2 separate regions of the Homo sapiens genome follow, and region 2 is linked to region 1. Evidence: read pairs that join two places in POLR2A ChIA-PET (ENCODE). Cell type or tissue: Caco-2. All regions are shown on one strand. Links, peaks and the distances in the headings refer to the core of each region. The heading gives the core; the rest is flanking DNA.

Evidence for each region. ChIA-PET counts read pairs that join two places held together with the same protein. Peaks named below come from ENCODE experiments on the same cell type or tissue, not always from the same donor. Only the 100,000 strongest peaks of a DNase experiment are listed, where the experiment ranks them.
Region 2: POLR2A ChIA-PET joins it to region 1 with 6 read pairs; 3 of 35 experiments call an interaction of 5 or more read pairs at or near these places.

What each region holds. Positions count from the first base shown.
Region 1 is chr17:60,415,333-60,425,027 of GRCh38, reverse strand. It overlaps CHCT1 (CHD1 helical C-terminal domain containing 1), which reads right to left and starts at 2,539. Exons shown (of 6, transcript NM_181707.3): 1 at 2,385-2,539. The coding sequence starts at 2,435. LOC105371850 (a long non-coding RNA gene) reads left to right here and starts at 7,623. Exons shown (of 3, transcript XR_934893.3): 1 at 7,623-7,719. It also overlaps a transcript of USP32 not described here. RefSeq lists silencers at 3,003-3,072, 3,183-3,282, 3,293-3,712. In Caco-2, for the core only: a CTCF peak has its summit at 3,454; a DNase peak (open chromatin) is centred at 3,597.
Region 2 is chr17:60,259,905-60,269,599 of GRCh38, reverse strand. It overlaps USP32 (ubiquitin specific peptidase 32), which reads left to right. Exons shown (of 34, transcript NM_032582.4): 7 at 43-150; 8 at 3,509-3,624; 9 at 4,126-4,188. Among named protein-coding and RNA genes, the nearest start is that of CA4, 110 kb to the right of the region's middle. In Caco-2, for the core only: no CTCF peak of the experiment used is centred there; no DNase peak of the experiment used is centred there.

The sequences.
Region 1 (9,695 bases), core at 1,259-5,258:
AAGGGTTCTTTAGACCAACTGCCATCTGTAGTTTGAGTGGTATGTAGGATCTGAAATAATATTTAAAGAGAAAACGCAATGCTTCATAATGTTCGAGCTGTTATCTGCAGAGCAGTTAAGGGAGTATCCTTGTAACAGGGTCTATGGAATTCCTTTTTTTTTTTATTCACTCTATCACCCAGGCTGGAGTGCAGTGGTGTGATCTCGGCTCACTGCAACCTTGGCCTCCCGGGTTCAAGCGATTCTCCTGCCTCAGCCTCCCGAGTAGCTGGGATTACAGGCGTGCACCACAACGCCTGGCTAATTTTGTATTTTTAGTAGAGACCATGTTGGCCAGTCTGGTCTCAAACTCCTGACCTCAAGTGATCCACCCACCTCGGCTCCCAAAATGCTGGGATTACAGGCATGAGCCACCGCACCCAGGGTCTACGGAATTCTAAGGAAACAGGCACCAAAGAACTCCAAGGAAGTGGGTCAGAGAGCAGGCTGACCTCATGATTCATGCTGAATGAGCTGCAAGCTCAGTTAATTTTCATTTTTCCCCTCTTTTTTTCTGATTAATTTTATAAAGTTTCTAGGGACGGTTTCAATATCATTAACCCTAGTTACAGATGAGAACAATGAGGCATCAAAAGATTTAAGCAGCTCCTTGGGGGAATGAACAGGGATTCATTTACTCACTCACTTGGCAAATGTTTACTGACTGCATCAGACTGGGCCCATTTCTTTGCATCCCTAGCCTCTAGCATCGTCATGTGATATGGTTTGAATGTGTGTCCCCTCTAAATCTCATGTTGAAACGTGATCCCCAATGTTGGAGGCAGGGTCTGATGGGAGGTGTTTGGGTCATGGGGGTGGATCCTTCATGAATGGGCTTGGTGCCCTCCCTGCCCCAATTAAGTGAGTTCTCACTCTGTCAGTTCATGTGAGAGCTGGTTGGTAACAAGAGCCTGACACGCCCTCCTCTCTCTCTTGCTTGCTCTCTCACCATGTGACAAGCTTGCTCCCTCTTCATCTTCTGTCATGCTTGTAAGCTTCCTGAGGCCCTCACCAGAAGCAGATGCTTCGTGTACAGCCTGCAGGACTGTGAGCCAAATAAACCTCTTTTCTTTATAAATTGCCTAGCCTCAAGTATTCCTTTATAGGAATGCAAAATGGACTAATAAACCATGCATCTAATGACTATTCAGAAAAAGTGGATGATGGTGATGATGAGAAAGAACCTTTGACCACAAAAGTGGGGCAAAGAAAGCTGAAAATTAGGCCAGGCCCAGTGGCTCACGCCTGTAATCCCAACATTTTAGGAGGCTGAAGTGGGTGGATTGCTTGAGCCCAGAAGTTCAAGACCAGCCTGGCCAGCATGGCAAAACCCAATTTCTACCAAAAATACAAAAAAATCAGCTAAGTGTGGTGGCACGTGCCTGTAATCCCATCTACTTGGGAGGCTGGGGCAGGAGAATTGCTGGAACCCAGGAGGTGGAGGTTGCAGTGAGCCGAGACTGAGCCACTGCACTCCAGCCTGGGTGACAGAGCAAAACTGGGCACAGTGGCTCACACCTGTAATCCCAGCATTTTGGGAGGCCGAGATGGGTGGATCACCTGAAGTCAGGAGTTCAAGACCAGCCTGGCCAACATGGCGAAACCCCCTCTCTACCAAAAATACAAAAATTAGCCAGGTGTGGTAATGCATACCTGTAATCCCATCTACTCAGGAGGCTGAGGCAGGATAAATTGCTCCAACCCAGGGGGCAGAGGTTGCAGTGGGCCAAGATCATGCCACTGCAGTCCAGCCTAGGTGACAGAGTGAGACTCTGTCTCAAAAAAAAAAAAAGAACAAAGAAAAAAAGAAAGCTGAAAATAAGTGGCAACAAAGTGACTGTGAAATAACACTAGAAGTCAGAACTGGATTTGCCCCTCACCTTTCAAAAGCTTCTCAGAAAAGTATGAATTCTAGTCTGTGTTCGGGGAGAACAAGGAAGATCCCGTCCAGACCACTCTGAAGGGAAAGGCCAGGGGGAGGGAGGTGCATGGAGAGGAGATGGGACACAGGCTCCTCCAGGTCCTAGAGACAGGACTCTGGCTGATCAACTCCTCCAACACAGCACACACACCACACAACCACACACAGACCATGTGTATACATACACATACTCTCAAGTCTTCATAACCAACAATGAGAGGCGACCTCTTCCCCATCATCTCGCCAGGAACACAGGTCATGCATAAACTTCTGAATGAATGAAAGTTCTTGTGCTTTAGGCCTCTTGCTATCTCAGGTACCCTATCATTGTTCTTCTCTTCTTTCCTGAATTTCATGTTCTCTACTTTCCAAAACCAGCCCCTCCGGGACCCTCCTTCCCTCCCTCCCTCACACCCCACTTCACCTGCTCTAGTGGCTTGTCCCCTTCACCCCCTTGCCCATCTGAGGCCTCCATCTCAGCAGGTGTGCCGGTAGGCTCCAGGGTGGCACTCCCCACGTCCCCTCTGGCTTCTGACCCACTGCTTCTGTGACCTAGCCGTCTCAGGGAGTGGGCGGTTTGGCTCCAGAACTCGGAGCAAAGCCACGGCAACCGCCAACACAGAACCCAGCCCCCCACCCCGCTCCCATTTCCTCATTCTTAGGGGTGGCTGCAGCTGGCCCCTCCAGCTGGGATCTGGACTAGGGAACGGAGCAAGATGTGCGGGGTCGAGCGAAGACTTTGGCAGAGCGCACAGCAGGCCAGGAGAGGCTGGCGCCCCTTCTCCCAAGAATACTGTCAGATGCTGATCCTGACACCACCTGGTAAGGCTGTTGAACTCATTTTCCTGCACGTGTGCCATTCCTGCCTGCTGGGTTACGCCGTGGTGGGGGCTCCCCGAGAGGAAAGCACAGTTTGTAAAATTCTTTTCTGATTTGGGACAGAGGTCTAGGGAGAGCTGAAAGGGAGAAGGGACACAGTGAGCCAGCACTGCCCCTGCGGCCTCCAGGAAGTTGTTAATAATAAGCCCTCCGTGCTGGGTGCTGGGTGCTGGGTACTGGGTGGGATGTGTGTGTTTTGGGGGTGTATAAAGATCCCCGCCAGTGCCTACGGGCTCTGTAACCCTCCCCGCGGCCTTCCCTGGGGCAGGTACCGCAGCGGTCCCGCTTCACACAGGAGGCGCTGAGACGCGGGCAAGTCCCGTCGCCGGCCTCGTGTGCGCAGCCACCAGGCGGGGAGCCGGGTGTCGGCGAAAGTCCCGCCACCCCGACTCTTCCTACCCGCGAGCCCTCCAGGGACCCGAGGCCGAGGGCGGAAACGCGGTGGGCAGAGTCCGGGTGTAGTCTGAGTTGGCCGGGCAGGGCCGGGAGGTGCTCAGGAGGCCCCGGGACCCTCGCCCCTGGCGCGGCAGCAGCGCCCCCTCGCGTCCCTGGGCGGCACACGGCGGGGTCCCGGCGACGAGAGACCGTTGCCCCCGCAGTTTCCTCACTCGAGCCACCTTTTCTTCCCTGAAACTAGGAATTCCTTCTCCCGGACCTTCCTTCGTGTCCTCTGGGCCCGGGCCCAGTTGTCCCCACTCAGTGTGGCCCTGTTCTTCGCCTGCCTTCGCGACAGTGCGGTGGGACCGCCGTCGGCCCGGGCCTCCCCTGCCACCCAGCGGCCACCTCGGGCACAGGAGAGGGGCATAGCGGCTTCAAGTAGGGGTAGCCCGGAGGCCCGGAGCTTTGGAGGAGCACCCTTTGAGTCCAGAAACTTTTTAACTTGTCCTCTATGCCAGCATGTTCAGCAAACGTCTTGTTGTTATTGTTGTCGTTGTTGTTGTTGTAAGGGGAGGAATAAACCTTCCACTTATCCGCCTCCAAGATGGAAGGTCTGTTTTCTGATCATTAATTCCAGATTATTTTGCGAGTATTAAGAAGGATAATTATATTGGCAAGAGCAAGGGGAAAGGAACCTTTACATACGTTCCTACTGGCAGTGAGATTGGTAAACAATGTATTTTAAAGTGTTTAAATGTGCATGCTCTGTGACTCACCAATTCTACTTATAGGAGGAATTAGTCCTAAGGAGAGAAGATGATGAGGACTGTTACAATAGTGACAATTTGGAAACAATTGCAGTGTCACTAATAGAATACATAAATCATGGTATATTCATAAAAACATGAAATATGTCACTATATATCTATTGACATGGAAAACAGGAACTAAAAGGTATGATTCCATTTTTGTACATATATATTTATATATGCATAGAAAAAAGTCTTGAAGGATACACTTCAAAATATCAAAGGTAATTTTTCACTTTCTTCACATATTATCTGTATTTTTAACAATAACAATTATGCTTTACTTTTACAGTCAGGAAAGAGGTTTTTTTGTTTGTTTGTTTGTTGTTTGTTTTTGAGACGGAGTTTTGCTCTTATTGCCCAGGCTGGAGCAATGGCGTGATCTCGGCTCACTGCAACTTCCGCCTCTCGGGTTCAAGCCATTCTCCTGCCTCAGCCTCCCGAGTAGCTGGGATTACAGGCTTGTGCCACCGCGTCTGGCTAATTTTGTATTTTTAGTAAAGACGGGGTTTCTCCATGTTGGTCACGCTGGTGTCTAACTCCCGACTTCAGGTGATCTGCTTGCCTCAGCCTCCCAAAGTGCTAGGATTACAGGCGTGAGCCACCGCGTCCGGCCAGGAAAGAGTCTTTTTTAAAAATCTACTCATAAGGATTAAATAACATCATTAAAAACATTATATAATGCTAAGTTTTAAAACAACATAATTCTGCCGGGTGCGGTGGCTCACACCTATAATCGCAGCAGTTTGAGAGGCCGAGGTGGGTGGGTCACCTGAGATCAGGAGTTTGAGACCAGCCTGGCCAACATGGCAAAACCCTCTACTAAAACTCTCTACTATTTTTAGTCTCTACTAAAAATACAAAATAAAATAAAGTAAAACAAAATAAATAAAATAAAACAAAACAAATAAAATAAAATAAAATAAAATAAACAAAATAAATAAAATAAAAATAAAAATACTAAAAATACAAAAATTAGCCAGGCGCGGTGGTGCATGCCTGTAATCCCAGCTACTCAGGAGGCTGAGGCAGGAGAATCGCTTGAACTCGGGAGGCAGAGGTTGCAGTGAGCCAAGACCATGCCCCTGCACTCCAGCTAGAGCAACAGAGCAAGACTCCGACTCAAATAATAATAATAAAATAATAATAATAATAATAATAATAATAATAATAATAATAATAATTTTTTTTAACCTTGAGTTGCAGGTTTGTTATATAGATAAACCTGTGTCATGGGGGTTTGTTGCACAGAATTTTTTTTTTTTTTTTGAGATGGTGTCTCGCTGTGTCACCCAGGCTGGAATGCAGTGGCGCCATCTCTGCTCACTGCAAGCTCCGCCTCCCGGGTTCACGCCATTCTCTTGCCTCAGCCTCCCGAGTAGCTGGGACTACAGGCCCCTGCCACCACGCCCGGCTAATTTTTTTGTATTTCTAGTAGAGACGGGGTTTCACTGTGTTAGCCAGGATGGCCTCCATCTCCTGACCTCGTGATCCACCTCAGCCTCCCAAAGTGCTGGGATTACAGGCATGAGCCACCGTGCCCAGCCTGTTGCACAGATTATTTTGTTACCCAGGTATTAAGCCTAGTACCCATTAGTTATTTTTCCTGATCCTCTCACTTCTCCCACCCTCCACTCTCTGGTAGGCCCCAGTGTGTGTTGTTCCCCTCTACGTGTTCATGTGTTCTCATCATTTAGCTCCTACTTATAAGTGAGAACATGCGGTATTTGGTTTTCTGTTCCTATGTTAGTTTTCTAAGGATAATGGCCTTCAGCTCCATCAATGTTCCTGCAAGGGACATGATCTCGTTCTTTTTTATGGCTGTATAGTATTCCATGATGGATATTACCACATTTTCTTTATTCAGTCTACCATTGATGGGCATTTAGGTTGATTCCATGTCTTTGCTATTGTGAATAGTGCTGTAATAAATATACGAGTGCATGTGTCTTTATGGTAGAATGATTTATATTCCTTTGGGTATATATCCAGTAACAGGATTGCTGGGTTGAATGGTAGTTCTGTTTTTAGCTCTTTGAGGATTCACCACACTACTTTCCGCTATGGTTGAACTAATTTACACTCCTACCAACAGTGTAGAAGTGTTTCTTTTTCTCTGCAACCTTGCCAGCATTTGTTATTTTTTGACTTTTTAATCATCATCATTCTGACTGGTGTGAGGTGGTATCTCACTGTGGTTTTGATTTGCATTTCTTTAATGACCAGTGATGTTGAGCTTTTTTTCATATGCTTATTGGTTGCATGTATATTTTCTTTTGAAAAGTGTCTGTTCATGTCCTTTGATGGCTTTTTAATGGGGTTGTTTGTTTTTATTCTTGTAAATGTATTTAAGTTCCTTTCAGATGCTGGATATTAGACCTTTGTAGGATGCATAGTTTGCAAAATTTTTCTCCCATTTTGTAGGTTGTCTGTTTACTCTATTGATAATTTATTTTGCTGTGCAGAAGCTCTTTAGTTTAATTAGATCCCATTAGTCACTTTTTGCTTTTGTTGAAACTGCTTTTGGTGACAGAACACAATTCTGAGAAGATGCAGTAGAATACAAAAAAGGAAAAGTTAATAGTAAAAAAAAAAAAAAAAAAAACAGAGGCCAGGCACGGTGGCTCACACCTGTAATCCCAGCACTTTGGGAGGCCAAAGCGGGTGGATTGCCTGAGGTCAGGAGTTTGAGACTAGCCTGGCCAAGATGGTGAAATGCTGTCTCTACTAAAAATACAAAAATTAGCCAGGCGAGGGGTCTCACGCCTGTAATCCCAGCACTTTGGGAGGCTGAGGCAGGCAGATCACCTGAGGTCGGGAGTTTGAGACCAGCCTGACTGACATGGAGAAACCCCGTCTCTACTAAAAATACAAAATTAGCTGGGCGTGGTAGCACATGCCTATAATCCCAGCTACTAGGGAGGCTGAGGCAGGAGAATCGCTTGAACCTGGGAGGCAGAGGTTGTGGTGAGCCGAGATCGTGCCATTGCACTCCAGCCTGGGTAACAAGAGTGAAACTCCGTCTCAAAAAAAAAAAAAAAAAGATTAGCCGGACGTGGTGGTGGACGCCTGTAGCCCCAGCTACTCAGGAGGCTGAGGCAGGAGAATCGCTTGAACCCAGGAGGCAGAGGTTGCAGTGAGCTTCGATTGTGCCACTGCCCTCCAGCCTGGGCGACACAGCAAGACTCTGTCTCAAAATAAAAATAAAAATAAAAATAAATAAATACATAAAAATTTTAAAAATCAGGCTGGGCACAATGGCTCAAGCCTGTAATCCCAGCACACTTTGGGAGGCTGAGGCAGGCGGATCACTTGAGGTCAGGAGTTCGAGACCAGCCTGGCCAACATGGCGAAATCCTGTCTTTACTAAAAATACAAAAATTAGCTGGGTGTGGTGGCAGGCACCTGTAATCCCAGCTACTCAGGAGGCTGAGGCAGGAGAAACGCTTGAACCTGGGAGGCAGATGTTGTAGTGAGCCGAGATCATGGCACTGCACTCCAGCCTGGGCGACAAGAGCGAGACTCTGTCACAAAAAAAAAAAAAAAAATTAAAAATCAGCTGGGCATGTGGCTTATGCTTGTATTCTCAGCACTTTGGGAGGCCAAGGCAAGAGGATCTTTTGAGCCTAGGAGTTAGAGACCAGCATGGGCAACATAGAGAGACTCCCCACCAAAAATACAGAACATAAAAGGGTATGTATGCTACACTTCATAAGTGGACACAAATATGGATCAAGACTGGAAGAAAATACAGTTAAAATAAAAAGAAAGAAAGAAAGAAATTTGCTGGGCACAGTGGTTCACACCTGTAATCCCAGCACTTTGGGAGGCTGAGGTGGGTGGATCACCTGAGGTCAGGAGTTCGAGACCAGCCTGGCCAACACGGTTAAAACCAGTCTCTACTAAAAATATAAAAATTAACTGGGTGTGGTGGTGCATACCTGTAATCCCAGCTATTTAGGAGGCTGAGGCAGGAGAATGGCTTGAACCCAAGAGGGGGAGGTTGCAGTGAGCCGAGATCACACCACTGTACTCCAACCTGCGTGACAGATTGAGACTCTGTCTCAAAAAAAAAAAAAAAGGAATTGGATATATACATACATATATAAATACATGAATATATGTGTGTGTGTGCATGTGTGTGTATATATATCCCCAGTTCAATTCAGAAGGAGGAAATAACTGTTAGTACCTCAAAGCTTAGCTGTCCCTTCCTGTTCCCTAATCCCAAACTACCATTTTCCCTGCCAGAGCTTTCAGCAAGCCCTAGGCTTTGGATGACTGCCCTATTCTCATAATGGTTTTATTATCAACCATGGGGAGTAGCCTGAAGAGACAATTGAACCTAACAGCAGCCAGGAATAATGGCTCAACATTAACTAAGACAAAACAAAAATCCATTGCCTTTGGGAGCATTCTTCAAAATTCCATTGGTCGGCATAAAATGACTCTATAGGGCAAATCAAGTCATTCAACAAAGTCATCCCTCCACCACATTTTTTTTAATCCAAATATGTGCCATATACTTTAGGCATCTGGCAGGTGAGGGGGTTGTGGGTTGTTAATTTGCCCACCCCCCTCTTTATGCAGGTTGGCATGCTCTTTGATGGCATACGCCTGTTTCATAATCATCATGCTTTACCTCCATCCCCTAGTATATGTGATGGAACTCACGAAATTCTTGTTGTATGTCCTGAATTAAGCATACATAGAAAATAACTCTTAGCATCTACTGCTTACGCTTTCCCTCATAGATATGAAATCTGCCCATCTCTCTTTCTGGGTTGACCAGTGATGTAGAATCCTTGTATTACCCTAAAGAACTCTCCTCTATCCTCTTTTCTTTGTAAGAAACCCAAGAGTAAGCCAGGCGCAGTGGGTCACACCTGTAATCCCAGCACTTTGGGAGGCCGACGCGGGCAGATCATGAGGTCAAGAGATCGAGACCATTCTGGCCAACATGCTGAAACCCTGTCTCTACTAAAAATACAAAAATTAGCTGGGCGTGGTGGCACGTGCCTGTAGTCATAGCTACTCAGGAGGCTGAGGCAGGAGAATTGCTTGAACCTGGGAGGCAGAGGTTGCAGTGAGCCGAGATCATGCCACTGCACTCCAGCCTGGGCAACAGAGTGAGACTCAATCTCAAAAAAACAAACAAATAAACAAAAAAAACACCACCAAGCATATCTTAAAATTACCAAAAGAGGATTTTTGTTCTTGCTCCAAATTATCCAATTAGAATTGTATAAAGACTCCAAGAAAAGGAAGGCCATTGAAATCCCTGTCATAGCTGGAGTGCTGGGTCTGAAGAGCATGCCAGCACCTCCCAGCTAAGCCAAGTTGTCCCTACTCCAAGGCCACCTGGATCCGAATCATTACCTAGACACTGTCTTAATCCACCAATGGGCTTAAGGGAGTCAACAAACCTTTGAAGTGCTATCCAGTGAATTGTATGCAAAGACTCATCAAAGAGGTCTAGCCCCAAAGATATTAGGAACTAAGGATCTAACAAGTCTAACCTAAGCTTGTGGACCTTCTCGGCAGTGATTCTGGAAGTTAGATGGGTCTTTAACCCATGGAAGCCTTCAAATGGAGACACTGTGACAAACACCAGACACAGGGCTACTCTTGAGAGCAAAAAGGCAGAGGAAGAAGGCAAGGGGGTTTAA
Region 2 (9,695 bases), core at 2,841-6,840, 160 kb after region 1:
GAAGCTTGGCTGTGATTTATGGCATCTCTTCCTATTTTACAGGTTTGTTTAATGCTTTTGATGAAAATCGTGACAATCACATAGATTTTAAGGAGATATCCTGTGGGTTATCAGCCTGTTGCAGGGGACCCCTGGCTGAAAGACAAAAATGTAAGTGTGTTAAACATTGTCAAAAAATTGCAAACTATGTAGAGAGAAAATCAGTTTTCATCAATGTAAAATTATCTGTGGATTAAGGCTTGAATTTTTATAACTTTGTCAGATTAACAAATATTAATCTCATGTTAGGGTTTTACTGAGGTCACTCTAAGGAATCAATCACCTCTTCTTTTTTACTATGGAATAGTTTGGGATATTTGCTATTAACAATGGAGTTGATTTTCCTGAAGAATTTGTAATTCATGATAAATGAATCAGATCAGCTATGATGTAATTGAAAATTTTAAACATTTAGGAAATATTTTTCTGGTAGAATTTTGTGTCTTACATAAGTTGAGGCATAACTCATTTTCCATCCACTGGCACAGATTAATATTTCATTGGCAAAAGAAAATTTATGGTCAAAACTAATTTTGTCAAATACTAAAATGATCTTTTTTAACCTAACTAAAATGTTGTAGCATAATTTGTAAGCATAAATACATTCCATTATTAAATCTTAACCATATTTGTAAAAATGCAGGCATTTACATTTAATTGGAACCTAACTCAAATATATTTACTGGGGTCATTATCTCCACGTCTTTCTAAAATAAATCTTCCCAAATGTTGCATATTTTGGGTGTGGTGTTCAATATTTTTATCGTATTTAGTACTGTTGTACTATGATGCGCTCAATTGATTTAATAGCCATAATTCTATTATGAAGGTATATGAAATAATTTTTCAACTAAAAATTCAAATCTCTATTTTTATTCCCTGTTGTTATACCACTATTTCAAACTGGCTTGGTTGTTTCCATTACAATTTGCTCTTAGATGAGGAAGCTAAAATCTTTTTTTTTTTTTTTTTTTTTTTGAGACAGGGTCTTGTTCTGTTGCCCAAGTTGGAGTCCAGTGCAGTGCAGTGGTGTGATCGTAGCTCACTGTAACCTTGAACTTCTGGGCTCAATGGATCCTCCCATCCTAGCCTCCTAGGTAGCTGGGACTACAGGCATGTACCACCATGCCTGGCTAATTTTTTTTTTTTTTTTAAATAGAGATAGTGTCTTGTTATGTTGCCCAGGCTAGTCTCGAACCTCTGGCCTTAAATGATCCGCCCACCTCAGCCTTCCAAAGTGTTGGGGTTATAGACATGAGCCTCCATGCCCAGCTCTGCATTTCCATTAAAGTTAATTGTTGTCTTAAAAAATTTTGTTTTAATTTCTTTTTTTGCTGATGAACTAATGGAAGTTAAACTAGAATGATTCATTTGGAGTTAAATAGCAAAGCACTGGTGTTCTAATTGTTAGCATGTTGTGTTTGAATTTCATTAAAGAGTTAAAATTGTTGGCCGGGCATGGTTGCTCACGCCTGTAATCCCAACACTTTGGGAGGCCGAGGCAGGTGGATCATCTGAGGTCAGGAGTTCAAGATCAGCCTGGCCAACATGGCGAAACATAGTCTCGGCTAAAAATACAAAAATTAACTGGGTGCAGTGGCAGGCATCTGTAATCCCAGCTACTTGAGAAGCTGAGGCAGGAGAATTGCTTGAACCTGGGAGGTGGAGGTTGCAGTGAGCCAAGATTGCGCCATTGCACTCCAGCCTGGGAGACAGCAAGACTCTGTCTCAAAAGAAAAAAAGGCCTGGCACGGTGGCTCACACCTGTAATCCCAGCACTTTGGGAGGCCAAGGCAGGCGGATCACAAGGTCAGGAGTTCAAGATCAGCCTGGCCAATATGGTGAAACCCTGTCTCTACTAGAAATACAAAAGTTAGCCGGGCGTGGTGGTGGACACCTATAGTCCCAGCTACTCGGGAGGCTGAGGCAGGAGAATCGCTTCAACCCAGGAGGCGGAGGTTGCAGTAAGCTGAGAACTGCACTCCAGCCTGGGTGACAGAGCGAGACGCCATCTCAAAAAAAAGAAAAAAAAAAGAGTTAAAATTGTTTTTGCCAAAAAAAGATTGAATGTACATTAGTTATACTGGAAAGGTAACATGGAAGTGGACTGTCTTTATATCAGCTTAAGATTCTTGATATAAATAGGATTTCTTTTTTGAGACGAAGTCTCGCACTGTTGCTTGGGCTGGAGTGCAGGGGCACGATCTTGGATCACTGCAACCTCCGCCTCCCGGGTTCAAGCAATTCTGCCTCAGCCTCCCAAGTAGCTGAGATTACAGGCGCCCGCCACTACGCCCAGCTAATTTTTTGTATTTTTAGTAGCGACGGGATTTCACCATGTTGACCAGGCTGGTCTCGAGCTCCTGACCTCGCGATTCGCCCACCTCGGCCTCCCAAAGTACTGGGATTGCAGGCGTGAGCCACCATGCCCAGCTGTAAATAGGATATTTTAAGCAAACAAACAACTCTGCTGGCCTGGCACCGTGCATCATGCCTGTAATCGTACCACTTTGGGAGGCCAAGGCCGGTGGATCACTTGAGGTTAGGAGTTTGAGACCAGCCTGGCCAACATGGTGAAATCCCGTCTCTACTAAAAATACAAAAATTGGCCGGGCACAGTGGCTCACGCCTGTAATCCCAGCACTTTGGGAGGCTGAGATGGGCTGATCACAAGGTCAGGAGATCGAGACCATCCTGGCTAACACAGTGAAACCCCGTCTCTACTAAAAATACAAAAACTTAGCCAGGCATGGTGGCACGTGTCTATAGTCCCAGCTTCTCAGAGGCTGAGACAGGAGAATTGCTTGAACCCGGGAGGCAGAGGTTGCAGTGACCTGAGATCATTCCACTGCACCACAGCCTGGGCGACAGAGTGAGACTCCATCTCAAAAAAAAAAAAAAAAAATTACCTGGGTGTTGTGGTGTGCTCCTGTAATCCCAGCTACTCGGGAGGCTGAGGCAGGAGAATTACTTGAACTCGGGAGGCAGAGGTTGCAGTGAACTGAGATCATGCCACTGCACTCTAGCCTGGGCGACAGAGCGAGACTCCATCTCCAACAAACAAAAAGAAGAACAAGAAACAACTCTGCAATGATCAGTTTTCAATATTAGAAATTAACCTAGGGGTTTGCATTACTTCCTAAAAACTTGTAAGGTATTGTAATATTTATTGTACAGTAACTTCGCCCTTTCTTGACAGTTTGTAAGGCATTTAGCTTTAGATTTGGCTGAAGGGTAGGGTCTTATATCTGAATAATGATTTAGAGATACAGATTCATGATATGCAGGAAGTCCTACAAGTTCTGAGGACTATAATGACATAATATAGTTTATTACAGATGAGAACTGTTCCAGAATACATATACTTGCTTTAAAAACTAAGTAATTATACAAGGGCAACTTCTAGTAAAATATATTATACCTCAGAATACAAAAATGATTTTCCTCCATAAGAGTTTCTTTTCATTAGTTTGCTTCAAGGTATTTGATGTTGACCGTGATGGAGTTCTCTCCAGGGTTGAACTGAGAGACATGGTGGTTGCACTTTTAGAAGTCTGGAAGGACAACCGCACTGATGATATTCCTGTAAGTTATGATTGTGTATGTCTTGTTGCGTATAAACTTCCAATGGGAAATTGGAGGGAATCATTTTCTTTAAAAGCATAAAATAATTTGTTACTGCTTTTAGTTACTACATTATGCTACTCAAAATATTTATAGCTGAAGATGCAAAATTGGAAAGAGAGTTTGGCTTAGAAAATCTTAAACTGAACTATGTAAAATAAGAATGAAACCATAGGAAAGTTATCTTAATTTTTAATCATATATGAGAATCTATGGTAATTATAAAAATACTTGAGCAAGGCCGGGCGCAGTAGTTCTTGCCTGGAATCTCCGCACTTTGGGAAGCCAGGGCTGGAGGATCACTTTAGCCCAGGAGTTTGAGATAATCCTGGGCAACGTAAGGAGACCCCATCTCTACAAGAAAAGCAAAACAAATCTTGCTTAATATACTTTAGCCATTGAATAACAAAATTAAAAGTATATTCACTGTTTTCTAATTACTCCTTTGGGTTATTTTTAAAGGAATTACATATGGATCTCTCTGATATTGTAGAAGGCATACTGAATGCACATGACACCACAAAGGTGAGTCTAGATAGAACTAATTTATCTTTTTCTAAAAATATCATGTACTCCATTTGGGATGTATCGCTTATATACATGCTTGAATCTCTTTGGCATCCTCCCTACCAAGTACTTATCTGGACCTGTGGGTAAAACACCTCCAAGTTATCTCCAAAGAGAGCCATTCCATCTTTAAGCAACTCTGAAACTGTATGTGAAAACATTTATTATAAGCTAGGCATTTTATAAGAATTATGTAGACAGAGCCCTTGGCAACTATAGCCTATCATCTGTATTTCTTCCATTTGACTAAGTTGTGGTAAGGCTAACCTTATATTGAGCAAAAGAAGTCAAACAAAAAAGAATATATACTGTATGATTCCATTTATATGAAGTCGAAGAACACAGAAGCAAAACTAACAAATAGTGATAGAAGTTGGAATAGTGATTTCAGGGGTGTGCAGATTAATTGGGAACAACCGTAAGGATATCTGAGATGATGGAAATGTTTTTTTCCTCTTAATCTGGCAGTACATATATTCTCTCTCTCTTTTTTTTTTTTTTTTTTTTTTTTTGACAGAGTCTTGCTCTGTCACCCAGCCTGGAGTGCACTGACAGGATCTCAGCTCACTGCCACCTCTGCCTCCCGGCTTCAAGTGATTTTCTTGCCTCAGCCTCCAAAGTAGCTGGGACTGCAGGTGTGTGCCACCATGCCGGCTGATTTTTTTGTATTTTTAGAGTAGAGATGGGGTTTCGTTATGTTGGCCAGGCTGATCTCAAACCCCTGGCCTCCAGTGATCTCCCTGCCTTGGCCTCCCAAAGTGCTGGGATTATAGGCGTGAGCCACTGCGCCTGGCCAGTACATCTATTCTTTCAAGAAATTTCTTTTGTTTTTTTTTTTGTCTGTTTGTTTTTTTGGAGACAGGATCTTGCTCTGTTGCCTAGGCTAGAGTGCAGTGGTGGGATCTTGGCTCACTGCAGCCTCGACCTCCTGGGTTCAAGCAATCCTGCCTCAGCCTTTCGAGTAGCTGAGACTATAGGTGTGCACCACCATGCCCAGCTAATTTTTTTTTTTTTTTGTAGAGACCAGGTCTCGCCATGTTTCCCAGGCTGGTTGCAAACTCCTGGGCTCAAGCAGTCCTGCCTCAGCCTCCCAAAGTGCTGGGATTACAGGTATGAGCCACTGTGCTGGCCTAAAAAATTTTTTTAAATGGTTGTGGTAAGGACCTCTCCTGTGTCCTTTAGTGGTAGCCAGAATAAGCATGTAATAGCAAAAATAAACATGTACTTTATAAATTAAAAAAAAATCCTTGACTTATTTAGTTTGGTAACATTTATTAGTAATGTTATCATAATAGATTTACTCCTATAGCTTGCATTACTATGATGTCTATGTGTCCCTGTGAAATTGAAAATAAATTACCTGTATGAGACACATTTGCATAAATTGGAGTCTTTCTACTGAAGCATTGACATGTACCAAGTCGCAGATTGGTAGGATCTACACCACAATGGTGTTATTAAATAGAGGTTTAGAATAAATAAAGAACGTCAGTTTTTTTTCTTTCTTCAATCACAATTTCAGAAGAAATTGTTAATGGCCCTATTAACTGATTCTCAATAGAAACAAATAATAGAAATGAGTTTCAGGCTAGAGCTTTGACAATTCAGTCCCCTTCTTTCTCCTCTCTGCCAGAAACTAAGGTATCGACTTCTATTTCGTGTGTATGAGAACAAAAACCAGGAAAAGTTTCTGTTAGAAAATGCCTTGTGTAGAGATAAAATTTTGAACACCTTTTTTCTAAGTGTTTCATAAGTATGTAGGTATTTTTGCTGTCGCCTTTTATGTTAGATGGAGTTTCTACTTCTGGCTCTTCTGTGAACATTAAACAAGATCATTTAGCTGCTTCATTTCCATGTAACCATGATAATGAAATAGTAATAGTTTGGGATAGAACTTGGGTTTTTTAACCAAGCCTATTAACCATATTCGCTGGTGACTAGATTGTACCAACATTACTCATTCTTTTTCTGACTTCCAACTCTTCTCTGTTTTATCTAATTCATCTGTTGACTATTTAATGATACTCTGTAGTGGCTCAAGAGATCTAGATGTTACCCTTGGATAGTTTGTAGTATACAGGTAAAGATAGACAAGTGTGATCAGGGCTATGTTAGAAGTTGAGGCTGGGCATGGTAGTTCTCATCTATAATCCCAGCACTTTGGAAGGCTGAGGTGGGAGAATCACTTGAGCCCAGGAGCTCTCGACCAGCCTGGGTAACATAACGAGACTCTATCTCTAAAAAAAGAAAAAACGTAGCCAGGCACAGTAGCACATGTCTATAGTTCCAGCTACAAGGGAGGCTGAGGCGAGAGGATCATTTGAGCCTGGGAGGTCAAGGCTGCAGTGTGCCATGATTACACCACTGCACTACAGGCTGAGCAACAGAATGAGAACTTGTCTGGAAAAAAAAAAAGGTTAGCACCAAGTATTACGGTGAGAGGATAGAAAGGGAACCATGTAAATTGAACTTTGAAAGTCCAGAAGATTTCTGCTGGGATGTGGCACTTTAATAATTAGTTAATTATGGTTAACAGAAGTAAAAAGTTGAAAGGTGATTCCTAAAAGAGGTAACAACTAGGGGTAGAATAGAAGACATTATTACTGTATAGGACTGTACAGTAAAACATCCTGTGTAGTCCTAGAACTGCAAATATTCTGATGTGGCTGGAATAACAGATTCATATATTGAAGGCTGTAGACCTGGATTGGAGACGTATCTTGAAGGGCCTTGGGTACAAAACTCAGGAGTTGAACTTTATACCAAACTATGGAGAAACCTCCAAAGATTCAAGTAGAACAGAGCAAGTGATCAGCTGACACTATTTTGAAAATCAGGGCCACATTTAAACGGAGGACATTTACAAATAAGTCATATAGGTTGGGCATGGTGGCTCACGCCTGTAATCCCAGCACTTTGGGAGGCCACAGTGGGCGGATCACCTGAGGTCAGGAGTTCGAGACCAGCCTGGCCAACATGGCGAAACCCTGTCTCTACTAAAAATACAAAAATTAGCCGGGCATGGTGTTGGGCATCTGTAATTCCAGCTACTCAGGAGGCTGACGCAGGAGCTTTGCTTGAACCTGGGAGGCGGAGGTTGCAGTGAGCCAAGATGACACCATTGCACTCCAGCCTGAATAACAAGAGTGAAACTCTGTCTCAAATAAATAAATACATACATACATACATAAAACAAAATAAATAAGCCATATAGTCAGTGAATTTGCTTTAGAAAAAGTTCATATGATACCTTGCTTAGCAGTAGTCCTAACTGCAGTCAGTAAAACATCCATTAAATTGGGAGAAAATAAAATCCATTTACAGTTCTAGATTTTAAGCATAATGCTCTATATGTTTTTACAGTGTGTTAATTATTACTCAGGTGTCAGTATAGCAAATGGGCTTTTGATCATCATTGTATGCATGATGATTCTGTACGGTGGTATCTATTATTTCTTTTCATGACGTTTCTTTCCTTTTGGACAGTATTAACATATCTTTGAGGTCAGTGTACCTGAAAATTGTTCCTTGAATATTTGTGGTTATATAAAAGAATCAGATTATCATCTTAAAAATACTTTTTACCATCTTGAGCATTTTATATTTTGTTCTGTTAGATATAAAAGGTTCTTATACCATGTATTAATAATTTATCACACATATCAAATTACATTTGTCCTTTTTTTGTTTTTTTGTTTTTGTTTTTGTTTTTATTTTTGTTTTTTTGAGATAGTCTTGCTCTGTCACCCAGGCTGGAGTGCAGTGGAATGATCTCGGCTCACTGGAACCTCTACGTCCTGGGTTCAAGTGATGCTCCTGCCTCAGCCTTCCAAGTAGCTGGGATTACAGGCTTGCACCACCACACCTGGCTAATTTTTGTATTTTTAGTAGAGACGGGTTTTGCCATGTTACCCAGGCTGGTCTCAAACTCCTGACCTTAAGTGATCCACCCGCCTTGGCCTCCCAAAGTGCTAGGATTACAAGTGTGAGCCACCGTGCCTGGCCTACATTTGTACTTTTTAAACAGCCTTTATTTTAGTTTTATTAGTAGCATTTTAGATTTTCAAACAATAAAATTAATAGAAGTTATTACATTTTCATATTTCACTGTGATTTTCCTATCTGTTCTAGATGCTGAGTCCTATAAAATTAAAATGGGTTTACACTAGCTGTTAATTTTGTCATCAGTGCAGAATCATTGACAATTATTACTTCAAAGATAAACAAGTAGCATTTTGAAATATAGCCTATGTTCAACATAGCTTCTCCCTCTGTTGGCATTCTTCATTTTTCTGTCCTGGAATTTTAGTCGTGACTGTTCAGTGTAAAACTCCTGAATGAGTTGAAATTTATCAGATCATATCCTCACCCGTAGAGTTCATTAAGTTATGTGACATGTTTCTCTTTTGCCTCCTCATGACTGAGATACATGATGTGGCAGAGCTTGCAGTTCTTCTGGGTTTTTTTTGTTTTGTTTTAAGAATTAAAATTTTAGTTATTCTCAATGGATGTTAGAGGGGAAGATATACTATTCTGACTACTATCAAGTGTAGGAGAAATTTATATGTATTGTGTGTGTGTTCTATATTTAAAAATTGAATAATACTGTATAAGCGATTATGCAATAATTTTTTTCTGAATTTTCCTAAATCTGTATATAATTTTCTATCTAGCATATGAAAGATGCTTAGTAAATAAATGTTTACTTCATAAACTTAGTAAAATGTTTACTAAGCATCTTTCATATGCTAGATAGAAAATTATATATAGATTAACTTAGTCTTTTTATCCTCTGCATAGTATTCCATTATGATTATGCTATGATTTATTCCTGTATTTTTTTTTTTTTTTAAAGTCTTGCTCTTGTCACCCAGGCTGGAGTGTAATAGCGTGATTTTGGCTCACTTCAACCTCCGCCTCCTGGGTTCAAATGATTCTCATGCCTCAGCCTCCTGAGTAGCTGGGATTACAGGCACCCGCCACCACACCCAGCTAATTTTTTTGTATTTTTAGTAGAGACTAGGTTTCACCATGTTGGCCAGGCTGCTCTCGAACTCCTGACCTCAGGTGATCCACCTGCCTCAGCCTCCCAAAGTGCTGGGATTACAGGCATGAGCCACCGCACCCAGCCTATTCCTGTATCTTTTAAAACCATATTGCTATAGCCAAAAAGTCATTTTCAAAGGCAAGAGGAATACTAATGATGGATGGTTATCTAGTAATTGATGGTTCTGATAGCATTGTAATATGAACAACAGGTCTCTTAAGTCAAAGATTCTTTTGTTCATAATGTATTACAGTTCCAGATGCCTTTAACTTCTTGTACAGTTAGTACTCACTTAATGTTGTCTTTAGGTTCTTGGAAACTGCAACTTTAAGTGAAAGGGTATAGAACAAAACTAATTTTACCATAGGCAAACAAGAGTTAAGTTCCTACAGCATATTTCTAGTCACAAAAATATCAC